Linked DNA regions of Mus musculus: regions 2 and 3 are each linked to region 1. Evidence: chromatin loops called from intact Hi-C (ENCODE). Cell type or tissue: heart. All regions are shown on one strand.

Region 1 (8,000 bases):
GCTACATTCTGAGCCCTAGTGCACAAAATTCTAAAAATCACAAAATCACACACTAAAGCCTCATTTCCAAAGGTCCTAGTAGGCCTGAAAAGTAAGAACTCACTGAGAACACCAGAGAATTTTCTAAGGTAATGGAAACATTTCCTATCTTGGAGGTAAGAGTTATACTTACACAGATAAACACTGGTCAAAACTCACTCTTTTAGCCAGGTATGGTAGTGTATGCCTAGAATCCTTGGCAGGAGGATCTGAGTTCAAAGCCAGCCTGGGCAAGATGGTGAGTTTGAGATTGAGTTGGTCTAACCAAATCTAGTATAACCCCCAACCAAAAACAAAAACAAAAAGCAGGAAAGTGGAAAGGCCTGAATAGACCAAAAGGTCAGGCCTCAATTAATTTTATAGAAAGAGAAATTTAAAACCTCATCCCACACTGGACTTGCTAAAAGCTGAGGACAGGGGCACTCTCATGTAAATTTACAGGACCAGTTTCCACCCTAGTGTCAAAGGTAGACAGAGGCCCTCACAAACCCCAAGCATTCCATTGTTATTCTGATGCTATTTATGAGAGTCATTCTAAGAGATCAGGCTGTCCCACCCCTGGAGAAAAAGCCAGAATCCTGCCATGAGGAAGAACACATCAAGTCAGGCTTTGCCTGGACAGGGAGGAGGGATGGCAGAGTGAAGACCACCTTTCTGTATTTTTAAAACTCTTCAGGGATGAAAAATACAAAGTCCTTTTAATACAGAGTGTTTTTCTCTACTATCTTAAGCCTCTGCTACTCATTTGCATGAACAGTAACCACATGAAGAATTCCAGCTGAGTAAACTCTTCTGTTGACTTACCAGATCGGACACTCTAAGATTTTCTGCATAGCATGAAGGACATTTTGTACTTCTTGAATTTGGACGGCAGATAAATCCATTTCTTCCAGTTCCAGTGAACTTTTAACACAAATTTAAAAACACATGCAATTAAACTACATTAAAGGGCTTTTAAATACAGTAGCTTACCTTGCCAACTTTCTTTCCCTTTTTGAGACAAGATGTCATGTAACCCACACTGGCTTTGTACCTTATGTACTCAAGGCTAGTCTTAAACCTCTGATCCTCCTGCCTCCACCCACTTAGTGCTGGAATTACTGAAGGTAAGTCACCCCCATCCATGCTTTTTGGAGGAGTTCTCACGCTGAAGCCCACACACATCTGGAAATAATTATGCAGCCCAGATTAGCCTCCAACTTGAAGCAATCGCCCTGCCTCAGCCTACTGAGTACAGGTGTTTAAGCTACTGCACCAGGCTTGTCATTTCTAAATAAGAAAAATTTAAATTTGGAGTGCTTTAGAATTATACCAACAGTTGATGAAAAAACTTCACTAAAAAACAAAAACAAGGGACTAATAAGATGGCTCAGCAGTTAAGTAAACTCACTGCTCTTCCAAAGGTTCAATTCCCAGCATCCACACGGTGGCTCACAACCATCTGTAATGGGATCCAATGCCCTTTTCTAGCATGTCTGAAGACAGTGATAATGTACTCACATATATAAAATGAATGGAACTGTTTAAAAAAAATTCTTTTAAAAACTCCAAAACCGGACTGGAGAGATGGTTCAGCGGTTAAGAGCACTGACTACTCTTCCACAGGTCCCGAGTTCAAATCCCAGCAACCACATGATGGCTCACAACCATCCATAATGAGATCTGATGCCCTCTTCTGGGGTGTCTGAAGACAACTACAGTGTACTTACATATAGTACATTAAAAAAAACAAAAACAAAAACAAAAAACAAACCCAACCCGGGGGCTGGAGAGATGACTCAGCGGTTAAGAGCACTGACTGTTCTTCCTGAGGTCCTGAGTTCAAATCTCAGCAACCAAGATGGTTTACAGCCATCTGTAATGAGCTTAGATGCCCTCTTCTGGTGTATCTGAAGGCAGCAACAATGTACTCACATAAAATAAATAAATAAATCTTAAGAAACAAAAAACTCAGGGTCTGGAGAGATGGTTCAGTGGTTAAAAATATGTGCCTCTTCCCAGCACCCATGTCAGATGTCTGGAACGCTACATCCAGGTCAGAACCTCTGCACACACATACACATAATTAAAGATAATGAAAAATGAATCTTTAAAAAATAAAAATTTCTCCAGGCAGTGGTGGCACATATTCTTGATCACAGCACTGAGAGTCAAAGGCAGGCAGATCTCTGAGTTCCAGGACAGCCTGGACTACAGAGTGAGTTCCAGAACAGCCAGGGCTATATAGAAAAACCCTGTCTCAAAACAAAACAAACAAACACCAATAAATCAACAGATAAATAAAATTCTTAGCAGTTGCTCTTTGTAGCTAGCAATCTAAATTCTCTACTCTTTGATATGAAAGCCTTCCTTGGGTCACTTCCTTTCTTCAAGGAAAAAAAAAAAAGCTAAAATGGAGTGACTGGACAGAAGTGATATATATATGAACTTTCCCCAGAGTCTGGTGTTCTTTTTCTTGCTTAGAATCAAAACCAGTGGTGTCATACCTATAGTTTCAGGGACTGGAGAAGTTGAAGGAGGAGGATGGCTTGGACTCAGAAGTTCAGCAGTCTTTTTGGGCTAGTTTGGGGAGGCCAAAAGATCAGATATGGTTGTTTCAACCTGTACTTTCAGCATTCAGGAAGTACAGGCAGGAGGATAGAGTTCAAGGTCACCTAGAGCTACACAACCCAATTACAGAAGGCCCTGTCTCACAAACTCTAAAACTAGCTGAGAATGGTAGTGGATATCTTTGACCCCCTCCTCCCCAGAGACAGGGGCAGGTGGAGGAGTGTTTAAGACCAGCCTGTTCTATTATACACAGCTCCAAGCCAGCCAGAGCTAATATAAATGAGACTAGACTCTGTCTCAAAACTAATCAACTACCCAGCATTCAGGAGGCAGAGGCAGGTGGATCTCTGTGAATTCGAGGCCAGCCTGGTCTATAGAGCTAGTTCCAGGACAGCCAAGGCTACACAAAAGCCAAAACCAAACCAAACCAAACCACCAACATAAACGCTAACCAACCAAACAAAAAAGAAGCACACATATTATTTTAAAAGTCGCCAAAAGGAACACTTAAAAACTGCTAAAGCGTCTCCACCCTACCTCTTCTGGATGTTTCCCTGTTAAGGCTCTCTTTAAACACGTCTTCTCTGCCAACAGCATTCATTACTATTGCCATTCCCTTATGTACTTCCCTTCTAGAACCTTCTGTGAAATGTACTCGGGTCTAGTTCTTCAGGAGTTTCCCTCCACAAACTCCGTTTTTCCCCCCTCTTCCCTGCCACACTTCTGCCCGCCTTTCCTCTCATCCTTTAGCCCGCATCCGTATACAACCTTCAAGATACGATTACAGCCAGAACTCCCCCTCGTAGATCCTTTGCCCTCTTCCTCACAGCTGCCCCCGGGAATGCACAAACTGCACCCTTCCCAAGAGTCCTGTTTGAAAACGTCTGGGACCCTTTGGTTCCGCCCCAGGTACTTTCCTAATCAGTAAACACCCGTCTCCACCAGCAGCTTCCTGCCTTTCATATGAGTATTCCGGGGTACCCTTTCTGTTCCTCAGGGCTGTCTCACCTTTTCTCCGAGAAAAAAGATCCGTACTTCCAAGCGCCGAGGACGGAGAAGCCCCAAGAGAGGTGCTGGATCCTCTGGCTGCACGGGCAGCGGCCGCGCAGCCGCAATTACAATCTATCTAAAATTCCCGCGCTCTCCGTCGCCAAGGAAACCGGCCGCTTGGCGCCTAGCGCTAGCCTTTCGGAACACAAGATCCAGACACGTCAGCGGAAGGGAAGGGAGGAGCGAGTTGGGGGGGGGGGGTGCTGAAACTGTTTCTGGGTTTGCGATTGGCTACCTAGTCTTTTTTTTTCCTGTATGTCGTCACTAGAAAGAGACGGAAGAGAAAGAATTTCGAGGTTTCTCTTAGGCAGCCCCTTCGCATCTACGCCTGCTTATTACGTCACAGTAGTTCTGTACAAAGGGTGGGAATCGCTCCCTGAGGCCGGAATATGAGCGCAAGGTAGTGCCCAAAGCAGTTGCAAAACGAGGTCTCATCCCTCCCTCAGCCTTCCTGCCATGGAAGTCTCCAGTTTCGGTAAATAAGAGACTTGTGTAAGAAGAACTACCAATTCCAGCATGCATTGCGGAACGAAAGGCCTTCTCCACAGCATCTCTTGGAAAGTGTAGTCTTACGGGAAAAGAGCTTCTCACACCGGAAGCAGGCACGAGTACCACAGGAACCCAGTCGGTACAGCGGAGACCTCCTCGCAGTTATGCGTCTTAGCTGCTATGAATCGCAGCGTTCTGTGTTCGTGTTTTGTGCACAGAAAATAGACTAAAAGGAGCTGTGGGTTCCAGGAAGACTACAATTCCCGTCCAGCCCCGCGATTCTCGGGTAACTAGTCCGCCAATGTCAGTGACCTGGGAAAAGCAGAGGGTGGCCAATCGGCTTGGGAAAGGGAAATCCAACCAGCTGACTTCTGCGCGCTAGTTCCGCCCCTCGGCCTGGGTGTTTGTTATTGTTATGCGGTTCAGAGAGCTTCTGTCCCTCCCTTGCCAACGCAGCACTGACCAATCGGTAGAGAGGTTATTTTGAGGGGCAGATAGAAAGAGCCAATCATCTTGTGGAAAACTCCGGGAAACATGGGACTAGGCCCGGTCTCTGTCCGCCATGTTAGATTCACCCCGCAGGGATAGCAGGCGAGCTGGCCGCGAACGGTCCTTGCACTGGCCACTGGCAAGCGCCCCCCGTGGGCGGAAAGCTGGTAAGGAAGCTACCACTGTTACCTAGAAGTAGGGGCACGCCGTTCTTAGAGTGCTCGGGGAAGTTCAAGGGGAAAATCTTGCAAAGAGGAGTGACTTTCCGTGTTCAGGGGCAGCCAGTCTTTTCAGTGACCAGATGAGGGAGTCGCTTGGGTTGTCATCGATAGTGGGGGGTGGATACTGCCTGAGGGAGACAGTTCATGGCTTAGAAGGGCCAGTTTCTGCTAAGAAAAGGTCTCGATCCCCCCCAGAACATAAAGAGGGCTTCGATGGTGGTGACACTCACTGTCCTGGGGACATGGAGTTCCGGGAAACCATTACTGGAAGACTGGGATTAAGTCTGCGACAAGAAAGGACATACATCTTCCTCATTCTGTCCCTTTCCTATTTTTAAGGCTCTATTGAAGGAAGATATCTTGAGCTAGGACCTTCCAAATTAGAAAGGCATCGTTTTTCCCGTTATGTCAAACACCCACCTTTCAGATGACACATTTTAAAACTCAGGTTGCTTGTGCCAGCTTCTGGTATAGAAAATGAAGTTCAGATTCCCAAATTGGCTTTATTAAAATTATTTGTCGGGGTTGAAAAATAATCACGTGAGGAAAAGCTGACTTAGCCACATGAACGTGAGTCAATAGGTATGAGTTTACAGTGCCATTTAGGAAAGTGCAGGCTTAGGCCCAGCTACCTGACTGCTGGAGGTAAACCTTCAGGTATAGATGTGGTTAACTGTACTTTTGATATTTTCACAAGTTCAAGATGATTGCTCTGGCTGAAAGAATTTTCACACGTAAGCCCTTTATGAAGACCTGTATATTGGCCAGCTAAACTAGAACCGCCTACTTCCTGTTTTCTCCCATGGGCAGAACAGCTGGTTGCTCCAAAGTATGGAAACTAATTCCCACTTGTGTAATTTCAGAACGGGGAAGAATAGTTTCCTTCCAGACAGAAAAGAGTGGAAGAGTATTTCTTGAAGTTGGAAAGTGTGTTTCACAATTTTTACATTTTGGTCACTTTGTTTTTCTGGTTTAAAGAAAAAACAAACAAACCAACCAACTTGAACGTGCTGGGGAGTTGCTGGGGAGTTGATGAGCCAGCGTCTGCCTAAATTTTACAGCTCCTAAGAAGGAAGAATTGCATTTCAGGTAAATGCATGCTGGTTGTCAGCAGGGTGGGTGCTAGAGATTAGCATTAGCTTGGCATCGAAGTCAATTCTAGATAAAGACAAGTGATGGGAAAAAATGAATAATTGAGTATATAAAATAGTCAGAATTAAGAATACAAGGTTCTTTTGTTTCAATTATTTATTTTGAAACCGTTGGTGTTTTTGTATGTCTGTAGGAGGGTGTTAGATTCCCCTGGAATTGGAATTACAGACAGTTGGAAGCTGCTGCACGGGTGCTGGGAATTGAACTGGGTTCTTTGGGGGGGTCGGGGGGGGGGGGAGGCTGAGCCATCTCTCCAGCCCTACAGGCTCTTAAAATGACAGTTGTATCCATAGTACAACACTCTGAAGGCAGAAGCAGGCAAATCTATAGCAATTGCCAGGCCAGCATGGGCTGCGGAGTGAGAGTATGTCTCCTTCAAAAATTAGTAAATAATAAACTAGAAGCTATCTTAGTGAAATAAAGAATTGTTTCTGTTGATAAGAATTTATACACTTTGTGGTGCTAGAAATGAACCCCACAGCTATGCACATAATTGACTGGTTCGGCCTTATTCCCAATCTCCTAGGCCATAATTTTATTAAATTCCTTTGGTAACACTGTTAAGGTCATCAAAATAGTATTGTTTTTATAGATTAAACAGTTGAAGCTCAGAGATAGTGTTTCTCACAGCTCTATGACTAGTCTGTGGTGGAACTGTGTCTGGAACCCTGAGTCTTCCCGCCCCATGGCCTCCCTTCCTGTGACATTGGAAAAGTCTAGGACTTAATCTTGTTTGCCTCTTGTGTGTGGAGCAGAATCTGGCCCTTTCTAGATGCAGATTTAAAAATGTGCTGAATATTTTAAGAGGTGACCTTTTTTTTTTTAATGCCAGTGAGTTTACTTGTAGCGTTAAACAACTTAAACTACCTTTTCCCCTAAAGTCACAGATCATCAGTAAGCAAAGTCCTTCATTAAAGTCAAACCGACTTTAATAATAGATAAGTGATTAAAGAATTACCAGCTTCTTAGGTGTGATAATGGTGGGTTTTACATTTTTTTTCTCATAAATATTTACGAATGAAAGGATGAATATTTTGTCAAGAGAGACATTGTCATGAGACAAGGGTGTAGCTCAGTGGTAGAGTGATTCCCTATCGTCTAGACATCTGTATTCCATTTGCAGCCCCCCACACACAACTGAAAGGAAGGAATACTGGATAACTAAATTAGCTCCCAGTTGGATATTGTGGAAGCTAGCTGATAGGTCCAAAAGGACTCAGCAAGTTCCTTTCTTTACTTTTATATACCTTTAAAATTCCCCATAAGTGATTGTAAGAGGTTCTGGTAGATTGTTGTTGTTGTTGCTGCTTTGTTTTGGTGTTGGTTTGTTTGCTTGCTTATTTTCTGGAGACTTAGTGTTCATTCTGTAACCCAGGCTATTCTTGACCTCCTTACCTAAAATTGGAAATTCCGTCTATTTGTACTCCCCAAGGCAGAGCCCTTGTCTGTGTTAATCCACCTTGCTGGATTACGCTACAGATGCTCAACTATCCAAGCACTGAAATAGGCAGTGAAAAATCTTAGAGACCTAAAACATGTGAAGGGGGTTTTTGTTGATGTGGATAAAATTTAAACTCGTTCAACAGCCGTTTACCCTCCCCACAGCCCACCTCTTTAATCCTAAAGATAGGATCTCATTGTTTCCTAGGCTGACCTAGAACTCTTGGACTTCCATTACCATCCTGCATCAACTTCTGAGTAACTGGGACTACAGGTGTGTGCCCAACTTGGCTTTTCTCTCTAACATAGAAGTTCTATATAAGTGGTAGCTATAACATAAGTGCAGATCTTTATAGCAGTATCTTGAGCATTAGTGTCTTTATTTTTGAGAAGGAAAAATCCTGTGTAACAGTGAGATTTGTAGAAAACACATTACTAGATAGTAATGTCATCATGGGGACATTGTCTGTCTTATTCACTATGATCTTCCAAGTCTAACTTATATATCAGAGCTGAAGCCTCCGGGTGGGTTTTTAATCCCTTCCTCTTCCTTTCATCTACCTGTCCTCT
Region 2 (8,000 bases), 76 kb after region 1:
GACCAATCCCAGGAGGACACATAGCCCTCCCCAGTGTTGGGGTGTATATAAGCAATCCTCCCTGGGTGTCCGGGGTCCCCGTAGCAGCATCGAGACATTCCTGCAATAAAGGCTGTTGAGAAGAATCCGACCATGTTGTGTCTTCCTTGCCGGACCAGGTAGGCACGACACTGGGATCTGTAGTAGGAGGCCAGCCATTGGCCTACATGAACCGAGTATTTCTGGAAGGCAGGCTGGGTCTGAAAGAGACTTAGACTGCAAGAAAAAATAAGGAAGCCAAGACAAATATTTCTCTGATCAAGGCCCGCAAGTTTATTAAGAGAGTGTGCTTATAAGGGAGACGGCCCATCCCCCCCGCCAGCCTGTTCTTGGTGCCTAGAGCCAGCCCATAGGTGATCTACAGGGTGTGTCTCTGGACTGTCTCAAGGACCTTTCAGCAGGAAGCAGAGTCTTGGAGAAGAGCAAATAGAGCCATCAAGGTCAGAAGGCTCTACCCTAGGTAATCTCCTTCTTAGTGGCAGCAAGCTCAAAGTCTGGATCAGCCTGCTTCAAGGCTGAGGGAGGCTACAACTGGGGAGATCTGAAAACTTGCTGACCCATTGTCCTTGCTTCAGGCCAGGTGGCAGGGCAGCTTCTAATGGCAGGATAGTTTCTAAGTGGCTGCCTGAAGCCTGAGGTTTTCTCTAGTAACTAACTTACCTGGACCTGCCCAGTTCTTAGGCCTAGTTTCCTAGACTGCCAATCTGAAGCCTGTCATGGAGTCAGCCTGTCTCATAAGTAGTGTATGACACTGTCTGGGGGAGGCATGAACAAAGCCCTCTTTCATCCCAGAAAAAGCATTGACAATACATTAAAGAAATGATTTCCCCTAGTCTAACTTGGTGAACAGGTGAGTTTATTGGGGTTATGTACAGGAGCAAGGTAGTTACTTATAACAGCATGATGTACGGCCAGAAAGTCCAGCTTCATGATACCTGCACTCCTGGAGCTCTCTGAAAGAACTCACAGGCAGCTGGGCTAACTGGGAGAGTCTCCTCTGCTGAGTAATGGTTACTGCTGCTCACACAAGGTTGAAGGAAGGGCTTTGGTTTTTTTGTTTGTTTGTTTTTTTGTTTTTTGTGGGTTTTTTTTTTTTTTTTGGTTTTTTGAGACCGGGTTTCTCTGTATAGCCCTGGCTGTCCTGGAACTCACTCTGTAGACCAGGCTGGCCTTGAACTCAGAAATCCGCCTGCCTCTGCCTCCCAAGTGCTGGGATTAAAGGCATGTGCCACCACGCCCGGCTTTGTTTGTTTTTTGTTTTTCTTTTTTACAGGGTTTCTCTGTGTAGCCCTGGCTGTCCTGGAACTCACTTTGTAGACCAGGCTGGCCTCGAACTCAGAAATCTGCCTGCCTCTGCTTGCTGGGATTAAAGGCATGCGGGACCACGCCCGGCGGGGGTTGGGGGGAGGGCATTATGACTCCTGAAGGTTCCTGAAGCTTTTACTTCCTGAGCTTTGTTTGTTTGTTTGTTTGGTTTTTCGAGACAGGGTTTCTCTGTGTAGCCCTGGCTGTCCTGGCACTCACGTTGTAGACCAGGCTGGCCTCGAACTCAGAAATCTGCCTGCCTCTGCCTCCCAAGTGCTGGGATTAAAGGCGTGTGCCACCACGCCCGGCTTCTTCCTGAGCTTTGTAAATTTTATTCACTTCTTGTGCCTTTTAGATTTTTTTCTTACATTTACTTATGTATGAATGTCCACACACACACACACACACACATACGTCATGTAAATATGTATGCCACAGGTGTTCCTGCTGGCTCCTCTAGAACGAAGGTTAAAGATAACTGTGAGCCACCATCGGGTGTTGGGAATCGAACCTGGATCTTCTTCCAATCTATAGAACGTGATGACCCTGCCTCAAAACAGAATAGCGATATATTTTTAGATAATGTATGATATGAAATTTAATATGATTAGGGAGTTCCTGGCTGACCCATGCCAAAGTGCCCCCTTGAGAAATGACGCCAAGCAACAGATCTGGTGGGGAGTTATTTGGGGGAAGAGAGGGGAGGGAGGGCTTGGAGAAGGGGTTGAGGTAGATGAACAGATAGGCAGACAGAGGGGAACAGAGTCACGAGGGCAGAGAAAGCAGGGGACAGAGAAGGAGAGAATGGGGGCTGGGGCCAGAGACCGCAAGGAACACGTGGGAACAGAGAGAGCTGGAGTGGTGAAGCAGTCGTTATCACCACACCTGAAGAAGCACCATAAGCTGGTTGCTTGATCCTAGGGAGGAGCCTAGCGGAATCGCCTGTAAACTAATAAATTAAGCAGAAAATCGAAAGGCCCCTTTTCCTCAAGGACCTTTTGTTGTGGGTGTGGTCTGAAAGACTGCGAAGAAGAACCTGGTTGTATCGCAGGGAAAGGTCAATACGTCCCCTCTGCGCCCCGGTTGCGCTCTACAGCGCAGAAGCGGAAAAAGCAGTCCAGGTTCGAGCTTTCGGCGCGCTTGGGCGGGGCATGCAAATAACTGCTCTGTGGAACTCTGGGAGCAAAAACAAAAAACTGCAACCAAAACTTCTCGGCCTCCTTGAATCTTACAGGCTTTTCGTGGCGTAAAGGTGGTGTACTCAATGAAGAGGAGAGTCTGTGTTGGCTGCATGTTTGAGTCGGTTGGTTGGTGACTGTGAATTAAAGGTGTGGTCGGTGTTGAGTGTATGGGGCGTGTGGGCGTAGTTCGGTATCGCTTCTCGGCCTTTTGGCTAAGATCAAGTGTAGTATCTGTTCTTATCAGTTTAATATCTGATACGTCCTCTATCCGAGGACAATATATTAAATGGATTTTTGGAAGTAGGAGTTGGAATAGGAGCTTGCTCCGTCCACTCCACGCATCGACCTGGTATTGCAGTACCTCCAGGAACGGTGCACCCCCTCTGGGGAGTAAAGTTGGTTTTAAAGTCAGAGCATGGTGATTGTAGGGCAGTCCAGCTTTTTAAATATGTCTGTGTTTTCTTCTTCTTAACTTTCGTTAGTTTGTATCCTGATTGGGTTGTGTACACGATAACTGAGTTCTCGTTTGCGCCAGAGCTGGAGAGATGGCTTAGTGGTTAAGAGTACCGACTGCTTTTCCAAAGGCCCTGTGTTCAGGTCCCAGCAACCACATAAATAAATAAATCTTAGGAAAAAAAAAAAGAAAAAAGAGTGTAGCACTGGAGCTAATGTGGGGTGGAAACATTTTAAATATGTGCTTTGTGGGAAGTTTTAAGGAAATCGTTAAGCTCCGCCCTTTACTTGTGAGGGTTTAAATTTCGCGGTAGTAGCTTGCGCAGGCGCACTGGCTTTACCATGGCGGAGTTGATCTCTTTCGTAGTTCCCACCCAGAGCGACAAAGTTTTGTTGGTGTGGGATCTGAGCACTGGGCCCCCAGCCGAAGCCTTAAGTGTGAGGGGCTGCGCGGAGAGGGCAGGGGAAGGGAGTGGGGGGACAGGAGGCGTGGGCCCCGCGTGGGCGCAGAGGAACGGGGAGCCAGCGAGGGCTTGTCTCCTCCTTAGATGAAGCCCCAGTGAAGGGAGTGCTTCCAGCGGAGAAGGGCGGGATCTGGGCTTGAAGTGAGGTAGGGGGTCAGCACTCACTGGTGGGCCTCCCACAGCATTCTCTGTTCACAGTGTTCTCTCAGTTTGGCCTTCTGTATTCAGTCCGAGTCTTCCCGAACGCTGCAGTGGCTCGTCCTGGTTTCTACGCCATCATCAAGTTTTACTCCTCGCGGGACGCACAGAGAGCCCAGAAGGCTTGCGATGGGAAACCCCTTTTTCAGACATCACCAGTGAAGGTGTGTGCAAATGCAGGCTTCAGGATAACGTTCCGAGTTCTGCAGTGAGTAGCTAGAGACTCTGTGGTGCCCTGATTCACCCGGTGCTTCCAGATGCGTTTTCACTGATCCTCTGGCCTCAGGTATCCTAGGTGATGGTTAGGTGATAAAAGGTTCATCATGAGAGTAATTGTGGTCAAACCCAAGAGTTCCAATGAAAATCCCATGTCGTATGTTACATTTACATTTATTATTTACATTATTTATAAACATTTTCTATTTTATTTGGACTTAAAATGTGTTTGACCAACTGCCAGTTTTAATATAATGGATGCTTTATTGTCATCACTGTAAAATAGAACTTCCTTCAGGTTCCAGAGGTGGGGAAAGCATCCTTTAGTACATTGTAGCCTTCATTCCATATTAACATAGAACCCGTTCCCCCAGAGCCTCAGCACATCTCACCATGTTTCTCAATTCCACCACCTGTCCTTTCAATTTCTGATTGGCCACTTTTGATGTATCAACCTGCTGCTGACCCAGCTTCTTATTCTTATCCATATTGCTTTTTTTTTTTTTTTTTAAGATTTATTTATTATATGTAAGTACACTGTAGCTGTCTTCAGACACTCCAGAAGAGGGCGTCAGATCTTGTTACAGATGGTTGTGAGCCACCATGTGGTTGCTGGGATTTGAACTCTGGACCTTCGGAAGAGCAGTCGGGTGCTCTTACCCACTGAGCCATCTCACCAGCCCCCATATTGCTTTTCTTTTCTTCTCCCTTGAACCTTGATTAAATCTGAGAACTGCAGTTAGTAGTGACCCCAAGTGAATTTTCTCTACGTCCATACATGATGCAAGACCTTTTTCTATCTTAGATCACCCACTTCCAGGTCCTGAGGTGATTTGCTTGCCAGTCATTCTTTAAGGAATTTGATTGGTATGTTTCTAACCTATGGCCACATCTCAGCCATTTAGATACTGTATGTGGAACTGGGAAGATTACAAAGTGGTGAGTCTCCCGTGCTCTTGAAACAGATCATTTAATAAACTTTAGGTTCTGATAGAGTGATGAAGGATATGTTAACAATCACAGATTACAGGGCTAGAGAGATGGCTCAGTCATTAAGAGCACAAGTTTGATTTCTAGCACGCACAGGATGGCTCACAATCAGTTCTAGTAACTGCAGTTCCAAGGGATCCCACACTCTCTTCTGGCCTCCAGACTTGCACTCCCAGGGCAGTGGTGGCACACGCACGCCTTTAATCCCAGCACTTGGGAGGCAGAGACAGGTGGATTTCTGAGTTCGAGGCCAGCCAGGTCTACAAAGTGAGTTCCAGGACAGCCAGGGCTATACAGAGAAACCTTGTCTCGAAAAACCAAAAATAAAACAAAAAACAAAAAAAACAATTCAAGGTACTATTGGGAAGTGAGAATAAGTGGATGAGGGAATTGGAGTTATGAAGGGGTCTCAAGAGCCAGATCAATAATAATATGCAAGTATCATGGAAGTGGGTGGAGAGGTAGCCAGATTGGCATAGAAAGTAAAGATAGATCATTTCATTGCTCAGCTATTCAGGTACTATTTTAAGCACAGGTTAGCCTTGTACTGGCTGTGATCAGAGAAAGATGATCTTGAACTTCTGATCTTCCTGCCTCTCTACCTGACTGCTGGGACAGCAGGAGAGTGTCCCCATGCCCTGCTTATCCTGTCCTGGGGTTGAATTTAAATTTTCATGCGTGCTAAACAGTTCTTTACCAATTGTTCTGTCTGTCTCTCTTCTCTCTCTCTCTCTGGATGGCAGGTTCGTCTTGGAACCAGACACAAGGCACTGCAGCATCAGGCCTTTGCTCTAAACAGCTCACGATGCCAGGAACTGGCCAATTACTACTTTGGCTTCAGTGGATGGTCGAAAAGGATCATCAAGGTAAACCAGTGTGCATCTTTCACTGACAACACTCTCTGTTGCACATTGTAATCCTAGACTTCAAGGAGGCTTTTACAGGGCTATGGGGAGGCTATGTCAGGGGCCAGCTATGGTGAGGATAAGTCAATGTGCTTGACCTGGTCTAGCCTTGAGAGTTAGGAATGCTCCTCCCAGTTCATTGGCCAAGTCCTAGTTTCTCCAGTGTTTGCCTATTTAGTAAGACATGGCTGATAGACTTTCATTTACAAATCCTACATGCTTTTGAAGCTGCAGGGTGCTCCAGCTGTTAGCAGGTATTTGGGGGTTAGGTTTTTTTCTTTCTCCATTGAGTTCTCCAGCAAGCTGGGGCTGGGGCTGGGGCTAAGTAATGGAGAGCTTGCCTAGTCTAGTTGGGGAGAAGCCTCAGACGTGGTTCTCAGAGAGAAGGAAATCCTAGGACTTGCATCCAACCCCTCCCAGCTGCAGGAGCTCTCCGGACTGGAGGATGCAGCTCTCGCTGTGCCCATGCAGAAGGGGAGCCCCCAGTTCCTCTGCGCTGTAGAGGTGGTGCTGCCCCCCTACGGATGCAGGAGCCCTGGGGTTGGCATCTCTGAGGAGCCTCTGCGCCAGCTGGAGGAAGGTATGTCCTTGGCTCAGGGAGGGTGGATATGTCACGGATCTGTCTGTCTCTCTGTCTCTCTGTCTCTCTTCCTTCTCTCCACTTGTTGTCAGCTACTAGCCAGGCCCTTCCGAAGCCTAGGCTGACTAGACTAGACTGAAGTCTTAGGCAGAATTGTTATGCCTTGTAATAGGGACTTTCACCTTAAGTGTACGCATGACAAACCCTTTACATTTACAACAGGACTGCCCTCCTGCCCAGAGGCTTAGGGGAGAAATTGTGTCCCCAGTTTTTGGTCAAGGACTTGCTTTAGGTTGAAATAATTGGCCAGAGTCCTTTATCTTCGTCTTCAATTATCTCAGAAAAGCCCTGCTCTAGGACAGGAGAAATGGCTCAGTGTGTTAGCCTGTACTTTTGTTGTAAAGGAATTCTAGCCAGCACTCGGTTCCGGTGGCTGAAACACCTGTCTGCAGATCCAGTAGGCTCTGACACCTCTCTTTTTTTTGTTGTTTGTTTGTTTGTTTTGGTTGTTTTGGTTTTTTGAGACAGGGTTTCTCTGTGTAGCCCTGGCTGTCCTGGAACTCACTTTGTAGACCAGGCTGGCCTGCCTCTGCCTCCCAAGTGCTGGGATTAAAAGCATACCTGGCCGACAGCTCTCTTGTGTACACAGAGGGACAAACAGACAGACCCATCATTTATTGTTATCTAAACAGTGCCACAAACTTTTGTATAGACAGACACTCAATCCTCTGCCTTGGAATGGAATGGCTGGGCTAGGTAGAAGGGCATTGTGAAAAGCCACTCCAGTTGAAGTCAAGGTTTTTTTATAGGCTCCATGGTCTTCAGCAGGAGGGGTTCAAGTTGGAGGCAAGGGTGTTTAGTCACCGGTGGGATGGGGTAGGCTCCCGAGACTGCTGGATCGGTAAAGCTCGTTGTGGGTTCATCACCAGACCCTGTTCCACACCCAACCCTGCTCTGCAGAATTCCAGCCCTCAGCCACAGCAGGCGGGGTCGCAGGGTGTAATAGATTCTGCTGGTCAATGTGAAATTGACAGTGAGATGAGATTGGTACCCACTCCTCATTCAAATCCCAAGGTTATTATAGCAGGAACTTGGTGGAATGCACTGGGCCTATAAAATAACGGGCTTTATCACGCTAGACCTTCATTCAGCAGGGCCTTGCAGCTGGCTCCTGGCACTCTGTATTCCTTTAGCTGCTCAAATAATGATTTAAGAAAGCCACAAATGTGCTTCCTTTTTAAACAGACCACTTGTTATCTTTTCAAATACTTTTTTTTTTTTTTTTGAGTTTTTCGTGAAAGGGTTTCTCTGTATAGCCCTGGCTGTCCTGGAACTCATTCTGTAGACCAGGCTGGCCTCGAACTCAGAAATCCGCCTGCCTCTGCCTCCCAAGATCTGGGATTAAAAGGGTGCACCACCACCACCAGCATTGTTCAAATACTTTTTTAAAAAACTTTTATTGGTTCTTTACAAATTTTACATCATGAACCCCAGTTCCACTCATCCCTTTCCTGCCCCCCACCTTTACAACCTCTCCTCCAACAGAGGGAAAAAAAATCTCATTGTCATAGTGTGTCCCACAGTCTACCCTTTTGTCCACTCTTCTTTGCTTGCAAATGTTCATTGCAATGAGTCATTGGTCTGGTCTGAGACCTCTGGCTTCTGCTGC
Region 3 (8,000 bases), 230 kb before region 1:
TGCAGTTAGGAGACGCCTCAGTAGTCTGAATCCTTAGCTCCTAACATTACTTCTACCATATAGAAGGTAATGGGCTGAGATTGCTGAATCAGGAATTTCTTCATATTAGAGCCAAAGGATCCATGCATACTCCCTCAGTTATCCCCTACCTGCCTTGATTGCTTTCTTCTTATTTTTGAAGTGGAACTTTCCCCAATTCCCCATTACTTGAAAAAGTATTTATTTAGTGTGTGGGTAGGGAGTGCTTTCCTTCTGCTGCATTGGACCCAGGGATCAAACTTGGGTCGTCAGGCTTGGCAGCAGTGCCTCTACCTGCTGAGCCAACCCACTGGCCATTTCAGTGGCTTTTAAAATGTGTTCTTTTAGTTGTAACTTTGGCCTTCCCAACTAGAATACAAGTTTCTTTTTGACAAGAACCTCTTTTAAAAGCTGTCTGTGTGTGTGTGTGTGTGTGTGTGCGCACAGAAATTCATATGATAGTCTATGGGGTCCAGGAAGGAATTGAAATTGTTTGTATAGTATCTTGTAATGGCCGTGCATGTTGAATGCAAAAATTAAACTTGCTTGTATAGTATCTTGTAATGGGCATGTGTGTTGAGTGCAGACTAATTCTTGCTTCTTCATCCTTCTAGCCCACTTACAAGAAGCGCAGGTTGGATGAATGTGAAGAGGCCTTTCAAGGTAAGAGCTGCCGTCTAATCAGTTCACTTCATCTGCTGACTAGCAGCCCTGAGAAGTAGGATGGATCTGGTTTTCACCAGCTCAGGAGGTAAGGTCCAATTTAATTCCCTAGGTCAACACTTAGCAAATCCTCCTGGCTCAGTCATTATTTAGTCTTCTGGAATGCCAGGAGGGTCTGGTTGGATACCAGAGAGGATGCTTAGAGGCAGAAGCCATGCCTCACACTTGTCACAGAGGCCCATAGTCTGTGCCTCAGTTCCCCCTGTAGTAGTTGCTACCTGATACATTGGGGTGTGGGGGGTGGAGTCACTTAGAATTGTGACAGAGAAGAGATTATTACATCTATGTCTAGGGAAGAGGAAAAACATTGCACTGTCCCGAACTTGTGACCTTGACATATCTTCTAGGAACCAAGGTGTTTGTGATGCCCAATGGGATGTTGAAAAGCAACCAGCAGCTTGTGGACATTATTGAGAAAGTAAAACCCGAGATTCGGCTGCTGATCGAGAAATGTAACACGGTGAGGCAGGGGTTCACTACCCAAAGAGTGGCACTAGAACTATGGAATGATGGGAGGGTTGGCAGGCTAAGGCCCTTGATTCCTTTGTCTTGGCATCAGTCCCCACCAGCAAGAATCATGTACTTCAAAGCTTAAGTAGGAAAGACCAAGGTCCTTCTACATATATTTTGTCTTCTCATACTCCAGGTCAAAATGTGGGTTCAGCTGTTGATTCCCAGAATAGAAGATGGGAACAACTTCGGGGTATCAATTCAGGTAGTGTGCCCACACTGCAAACTGGGAGCTCCTTCCCTGCTTTGTCTCTGCCCTCGGTCTGTGCTGCTGCTGTAGGCTGATGGGGAAGTAACTTGACTCTCCTGTTTACCACCCCAGGAGGAAACAGTTGCTGAACTAAGAACTGTGGAGAGTGAAGCCGCATCTTACCTGGACCAGATTTCTAGGTAGGGCAGCTTGGGCCGGATCCAGGAACTTGGGCTGGTGACATGGGAGGCTTGTTCAGGGTCTTTTCAGCTGCTTTTTTTTTTTTTTTCTTCCAGATATTATATTACAAGAGCCAAATTGGTTTCTAAAATAGCTAAATATCCCCATGTGGTAAGTAGGGTTTTGTGATCTGAGGTGGTGTGGCAAGGTAGAGAAGATTCTAGGAATAAGCTGTCTGGGCATTGGGGCTTTGGAAGACTAGCCTCCCTACTTCCCATACAGGAGGACTATCGCCGCACTGTCACAGAGATTGATGAGAAAGAATACATCAGCCTCCGGCTCATCATCTCAGAGCTGAGGAATCAGTATGTGAGTAAAGCCAGTTCCTGCCCAGAGTGTCCTGCTTCTCCTAGGCCTGTGGTAATAGGAGTTCAATGACTGTGTGGTGTCTGCCTGTAGTCTCTCTGGAGGCTGCACAGTAGGAAGCTGGCCCAGGGTACAGAGAGAGCTGTTCATCAGCATGGAGTAGAGAACATGAATCACTGAGGGAGTCTAGTTGGATGTGTCTGTTCTAGCCAGGTAGGAGCGATAATACCATACATGGATGCTTAAGCATGGGCCTTGGAGTCAGAGAGATGGCTCTGTAACCAAAGTACTCATGCAGTGAGTGACTGGATTGTTTGATTTATCTTATTTGTCCTTATACAAGGTCTCACTGTGTATCCCTGGCTGGCCTGCAACTCACTATGTTGGTGACAGACTTACAGCTCCATGACTCTGTCTTTCAAGTGCTGGGATAAACGATGTGTGCCACCACACCCAACCTGATTGTTTTTGTTTTTAATTATGTCTCTGTGTGTCGGTATGTGTACATTTGAGAGTGCAGGCACCGTGGTCACTAGAAGAGGGCATCAGATTCCCTGGAGCTGCAGTTAGTGACAGTTGAGAGTTGCCTGACATGGGTGCTAGCAACTCACTTGTGCTCTTCTGCAGTAAGAACTCTTGCTCCTGGCTGATGAGCCAGCTCTTCAGTCTGGAAACTGTGATCTTGATCTTGTTTAAGCTCAGACTTGACTTCAATTTTTTTCTAAAATAGAGTTTGATTACTGAGTAAAAAACCTAGACTTTTAACATCAAGGCAGCATTATTAAAGGACTTTCTCGTACTTCTCAGTGTGATCAATGCTTGAGCCAGCTTAGGCGTGTAGGAGGTGGTGGTGCCCCCCCCCCCCCCCCAGCTGTGTTAAGTGATGAGAGTTGGGTAAGGTAAGCGATTGCTTGGAGCATCGCTCTCTTGGTGAGGTAGAGGTTGAACAGATGAGTGATCTCCTGATCCTTCCTGTCCTAGGTCACTCTCCATGACATGATCCTGAAAAACATTGAGAAGATCAAACGGCCCCGGAGCAGCAATGCAGAGACACTGTACTGAGGCCAGGGCCAGGGCCAGGGGACTTTGTGAGTCTGGCTCAAGACCGACATTGCCTTGGTTTGTTACATGACTATCGTGATGGGAAAACTGGCTGGAAATAGTAATCACACCTCTCTGTTTTTAGTTAGAGTCTAATGAAACTCTCATCTAGTTCTGTGACGTGTTTACCTCTTTTTTCAGGCCTCAGGAACTCTTCTATCTCCTTCCCCAACACCCCCCACCCAGCCTGTCCTAATTTCTGGAGAACTCCAGGTTTGTGCAACATACTGGCACAAGCGTAATTGTGGGTTTTTGTTTTTTCTTCCCTTCTCTCCCCCTTCCCCTGTTTTAGGTTTTGTATTTTCTTCCTTTTGATGATTAGTTGGTTAAAAGCTGGAGGAACTATAGGGAAAGTGTTAGGTGTCTTTTAGGAACAGGGGGAGTGGAGGTGGAAGGGACATCTCTTGTCACAAGGCTAGTGTCTCGTTTCTGTGGGACTTTGGGTCCTCCTTGCCTGCCCAGGTGATGCCTTAGGGCTTCCCACCTACATCCATCCCGCTCTGAGCCTGACTGTGGCGAGGGGTCCCCTAGACCTTCACCTGCATCCCTGCAGCTTCTTTGGATGTTTTTATAACTGGGGTTTTCACATACACATGTGTACACATGTAAACACGCATAGGGACATGCATACATGCTTCCTGCTCCATTATAGAACATACCTTCCTTCCTGCACCACCACTCCCTCAAGCCCTTCACATACAAACATCTCAGCAGGTGATAGTTGTCTTAGTCATCCACCCAGGCAAAAGTCCCAGGCCCACCCTCTTCTGATAATGTAGCAGTTGGTGCCAGGGTAAGCTGAAGGAGAACCGAGAGCCGAGCAGCAGAGGGCTCATGAAGGCCTTCCCTCTGTGGCTCAGGTTCTTTTTGGTGTTATGCAAAAGCTGGTCCTCTGGCCCGCACTTGTCTTCTCCTAGGCCAGCATGTGCGCTGGCTGGGGAGCGGCCGGCTGTGAGGTGCAGAGGCTGCTGCTCCTCGCTGTGCTTTCCCTTTGGGAAATGTTTCTCGTATTTATAGTATTGTGCTTCCAGGGAAAGCAGTAATTCATGTGTATACGTGTGTGTGTGTGCACATACACACGTGCACATGTGTGTGTGTGTTCGTGTGTGTGTGTTAATATGCTGCGAAGGTCAAACCCATAGAAGAGTTGCCTCCTCTCTTGAATCTTCCAGAGGTACCACTTGTTAAAGCGTTTGTATTAATCGCACTAGCCCCCAGCTTTTTAAGTGAGAGTTGGTCTCTGCAATTAGCCTGCCAGTGACTGACTCTCAGTGTCTATTTGACTTTTATTCCTCTCCGTCTTCCAATCCCAAATCATATTTCCACCTGGGATGCATCACTTTCACTCCCAGCATTCTGTAGGAAAGGAGGCGGGATGCGGGATGCTCTCTTCCCAAGAATAGTGCTCAGTAACAAACCAATCGCATTTTCGTTGGGCAGTGCACCTATCCACCCTCAGATCCCTTCCAGCTGAGCCCCTCCCCTCCCCCCACCATGTGTTTCTTGGTTTTCCTTTTGTTTGATTGTCCCTCTGCCCCTCCTTCCTTGGATTGTAATGTAAAATTCTTTTACCATGTCAAGAAATTATTAAAAATACAGGTACTTTGACCTCTTTCTAAAGCTGCAGACCCTGGTGCTGTACTCTGGTGACTGAGGGACATAAGGGTCACACATGAGCATTCAGACACCCATCTTCACAGACACTCTGGCTAGCCTGTCGTGTGTGAACTTACTAGTTGAACCTTCATTCCTCTTCACAGTGCAAGAACTAATGGGAGGTGGTTCCTGCTGTGTGTTGACGCTCAATTGTGTGAAAGCTGCCTGTCTTCACCAGATTCCAGGTCCTTCCTGGTGATACCCTGAGCTGCCAGCAGAGGCTGCTGTGGTTATGTGTGGGACCAGCAGCTCGGGCTGACCCTGTCGATCCAGTCCTTTTCCTCCATACCAGCTTGCCTCTACATACATACATACATTCATACATACATACTTACTTCATACATACTTTTTTGAGGGAACTCCTGGTATTGGTTTATACTGACCCACAGTGCTCATAAGAGGCTTACATCCCTCTAAAATAACATGTCCTCACTTCCCTCCTGACAGTGAGACTCTTCATTGTCTATAGAGGTTTAAGGTCCCAGTAGGGGAGGGGCATCTACTCTATTCTATCCCAGAGTTTAGAGCCACTAGCTACCTGCTCTGCCTGCCTGCCTCCCTCCCTCCCTCCAGGGTTACTAAGCACTTGCTGTGTAAGGCTACATTTTAATCAAAAGCACTCCACAGAATACTTTTATGCTTTTTATATATTTATTCGGTTTTTTTGTTTGTTTTTTAAAGACCCTTCTCTGTGTAGCCTTGGCTGTCCTAGGACCGCTCTAAAGACCAGGCTGGCCTCAAACTCAACAGATCGGCTTGTCTCCTGAGTGCTGGGATTGAAGGCATATAGTACCTCTCCCTGGCTATGCTTTTTATTTTTTAAGGCAGGGTATCACCTAGGTTGACCTATAATTCACTCATGTAGCTTAGTTGAACTCTCAGCACTCCTCTTGAGTGTTGGTATTATCAGTATAAATGACCATGCCTCATGCGCCTTCATAGGGAAGAAATTCAGGATATGTAGCCCCTTTAAGGCTACATAACTTGGACTGGATCATTGTATAGACCTAAACACAGCTCAACCTCAACCAGTCGTCTCTCTGACTGGATAGAGTAAGGCCTGGGTCTCCCAAGTCAGGCACTCATTAGGTCCCAGGTAGAGCTGACTGCTCATTGCTGAGTTGGGCGGTGGGTCTGGGAACTGGGAATGTAATTCTGCTAAGAGGTGTTTTGTTAGTACTTGTGTGTTAGACAGGGAAAGGAAGGAGTGTGTATCGAAACTGCCTTCTCAGGTAGTTCAGCTCCATTACCCACCCCATCCCTCTCACCTGTTCTAAATGATGACACGTAGTAGTTAGTGACCATTGGCAGTCAAAGTTTAGGGACAGGAGCAAGCTATGTAATGTCTTGAGCCAGAGCACAAGACAGAAAATTGGAACAGAACTACATAAAGCACGATCAGAGATTTCCTGTCCAGCCCACAGGGTGGAGTTTAGTCCATTCCTCTCCATCATCCTGAATATAAGCCTGCCACAATGTCAGACACCGATGAGCTCTCAGGACGGGGGGAGCTTCAGTGCCAGCCATGAATCTCAAGGTGCTGCTGCTGCTTCTGGGGCTGTCTTTCCTCACTGTCTTTGCTCTGGTCTATGTCCTGCTGACCAGGCAAGGCAGTTTCAGCCAGTCTCCTCGATGCCCTTCCATACCTCCCAGAATTCATCCCTGGACACACCCTAGCCAGAGCCAGCTGTTTGCAGACCTGACCCCAGAGGAGCTGACAGCTGTGATGAGCTTCCTGACCAAGCACCTGGGGCCGGGGCTGGTGGATGCAGCCCAGGCTCGACCCTCGGACAACTGTGTCTTCTCAGTAGAGTTGCAGCTGCCTGCCAAGGCTGCAGCCCTGGCCCACCTGGACAGAGGGGGGCCCCCACCTGTGCGAGAGGCACTAGCCATCATCTTCTTTGGTGGACAACCCAAGCCCAACGTGAGTGAGCTGGTGGTGGGGCCCCTGCCTCACCCCTCCTACATGCGGGATGTGACTGTGGAGCGCCACGGCGGCCCCCTGCCCTATTATCGGCGCCCCATGCAGAAAACTGAGTTTGTTCAGATATGGAGGCATTTGAAAGAAGTGGAGCTACCAAAGGCACCCACCTTTCTGGCTTCTGTCTTGAACTACAATGGCTCCACCTTGGCACCTTTGCATTCTACTGCTAGTGGTTTCCATGCAGGCGATCGAGCTACCTGGATAGCCCTCTACCATAACATCTCAGGTCTTGGAGTGTTCCTTCACCCTGTGGGGCTGGAGCTACTGTTGGACCACGGGGCCCTGGACCCTGCCGACTGGGTAGTCCAACAGGTCTTCTACCTTGGGCATTACTATGCAGACTTGGCCCAGTTGGAATGGGAGTTTAAAGTTGGCCGCCTAGAAGTGATTCGGGTCCCTCTACCCACACCAGGTGGAGCTTCCTCCTTGAGGCCTAGAGTCACTCCAGACCCTCCTCTTCCCCCTCTTCAGTTCTCACTTCAGGGTCCCCAGTATAACATACAGGGAAACTCAGTGACATCTCCCCTCTGGACATTTACCTTTGGTCATGGGGTGTTCAGTGGCTTAAGAATTTTTGATATTCGGTTCAAGGGTGAGCGTGTGGCTTATGAAGTCAGTGTCCAGGAGTGTCTGACAGTTTATGGTGCTGATTCCCCCAAAACAATGACGATCCGGTACTTGGACAGCAGCTATGGGCTTGGTCTCAACAGCCGAGCTTTGGTTCGGGGGGTGGATTGCCCCTATCAAGCCACAATGGTGGACATCCATGTACTGGTGGGCACGGGGTCAGTCCAGCTGCTTCCAGGGGCTGTGTGTGTATTTGAGGAGGCCCAGGGACTGCCCCTTCGAAGGCATCATAATGGCATCGGGGGTCATTTCTATGGTGGTTTGGCCAGCTCAAGCCTTGTGGTCAGGTCGGTGTCATCAGTGGGCAACTATGATTACATCTGGGACTTTATGCTACACCCAACCGGGGCCCTTGAAGCTCGTGTCCATGCCACGGGCTATATCAACACAGCCTTCATGAGTGGAGGAGCTGAAAGTCTCCTCTTTGGGAACCGTGTGGGAGAAAGAGTGCTGGGAGCGGTGCATACACACGCTTTCCACTTCAAACTGGACCTTGATGTAGCAGGTGAGTTCTTAGCCTGAGCCTTGAAGGCTGGGAATGGGGCACAGGGCAGGAAGTCCCCAAATCAAGGAGTGAGCTCAGAAAGGTTCAGGGGGCATTCTAACCCCTCTGGGTATGGGAAGGGAGAAAGGATTGAGTGCAGC

What was found. Hi-C counts contacts between places; a loop is a spot of excess contacts. Peaks named below come from ENCODE experiments on the same cell type or tissue, not always from the same donor. Only the 100,000 strongest peaks of a DNase experiment are listed, where the experiment ranks them.
Region 2: a loop joins it to region 1, with 6 times the contacts of the local background. A loop is called at or near these places in 2 of 42 quality-filtered maps.
Region 3: a loop joins it to region 1, with 2.3 times the contacts of the local background. A loop is called at or near these places in 2 of 42 quality-filtered maps.

Annotation. Positions count from the first base shown.
Region 1 is chr11:101,548,172-101,556,171 of GRCm38, forward strand. It overlaps Brca1 (breast cancer 1, early onset), which reads right to left and starts at 3,784. Exons shown (of 23, transcript NM_009764.3): 1 at 3,598-3,784; 2 at 844-942. The coding sequence starts at 923. It overlaps Nbr1 (NBR1, autophagy cargo receptor), which reads left to right and starts at 4,483. Exons shown (of 24, transcript NM_008676.3): 1 at 4,483-4,784; 2 at 5,817-5,927; 3 at 7,639-7,704. In heart, CTCF peaks have their summits at 3,742, 4,754 and 4,955 (motif pointing right); DNase peaks (open chromatin) are centred at 3,790, 4,160 and 4,550; H3K4me3 peaks cover 3,718 bases; H3K27ac peaks cover 2,986 bases.
Region 2 is chr11:101,624,649-101,632,648 of GRCm38, forward strand. It overlaps Rdm1 (RAD52 motif 1), which reads left to right and starts at 3,301. Exons shown (of 7, transcript NM_025654.2): 1 at 3,301-3,416; 2 at 3,625-3,804; 3 at 5,590-5,712; 4 at 6,172-6,331. The coding sequence starts at 3,321. It overlaps LOC115487916 (a small nuclear RNA gene), which reads left to right and starts at 2,718; the gene lies at 2,718-2,908. In heart, no CTCF peak of the experiment used is centred here; DNase peaks (open chromatin) are centred at 2,163, 2,463, 2,913 and 3,333; H3K4me3 peaks cover 2,053 bases; H3K27ac peaks cover 2,089 bases.
Region 3 is chr11:101,318,824-101,326,823 of GRCm38, forward strand. Psme3 (proteaseome (prosome, macropain) activator subunit 3 (PA28 gamma, Ki)) reads left to right here. Exons shown (of 11, transcript NM_011192.4): 5 at 633-681; 6 at 1,089-1,201; 7 at 1,388-1,456; 8 at 1,574-1,641; 9 at 1,738-1,792; 10 at 1,904-1,990; 11 at 2,969-4,714. The coding sequence ends at 3,049. It overlaps Aoc2 (amine oxidase, copper containing 2 (retina-specific)), which reads left to right and starts at 6,240. Exons shown (of 4, transcript NM_178932.1): 1 at 6,240-7,860. The coding sequence starts at 6,270. In heart, a CTCF peak has its summit at 4,959; DNase peaks (open chromatin) are centred at 4,948 and 6,578.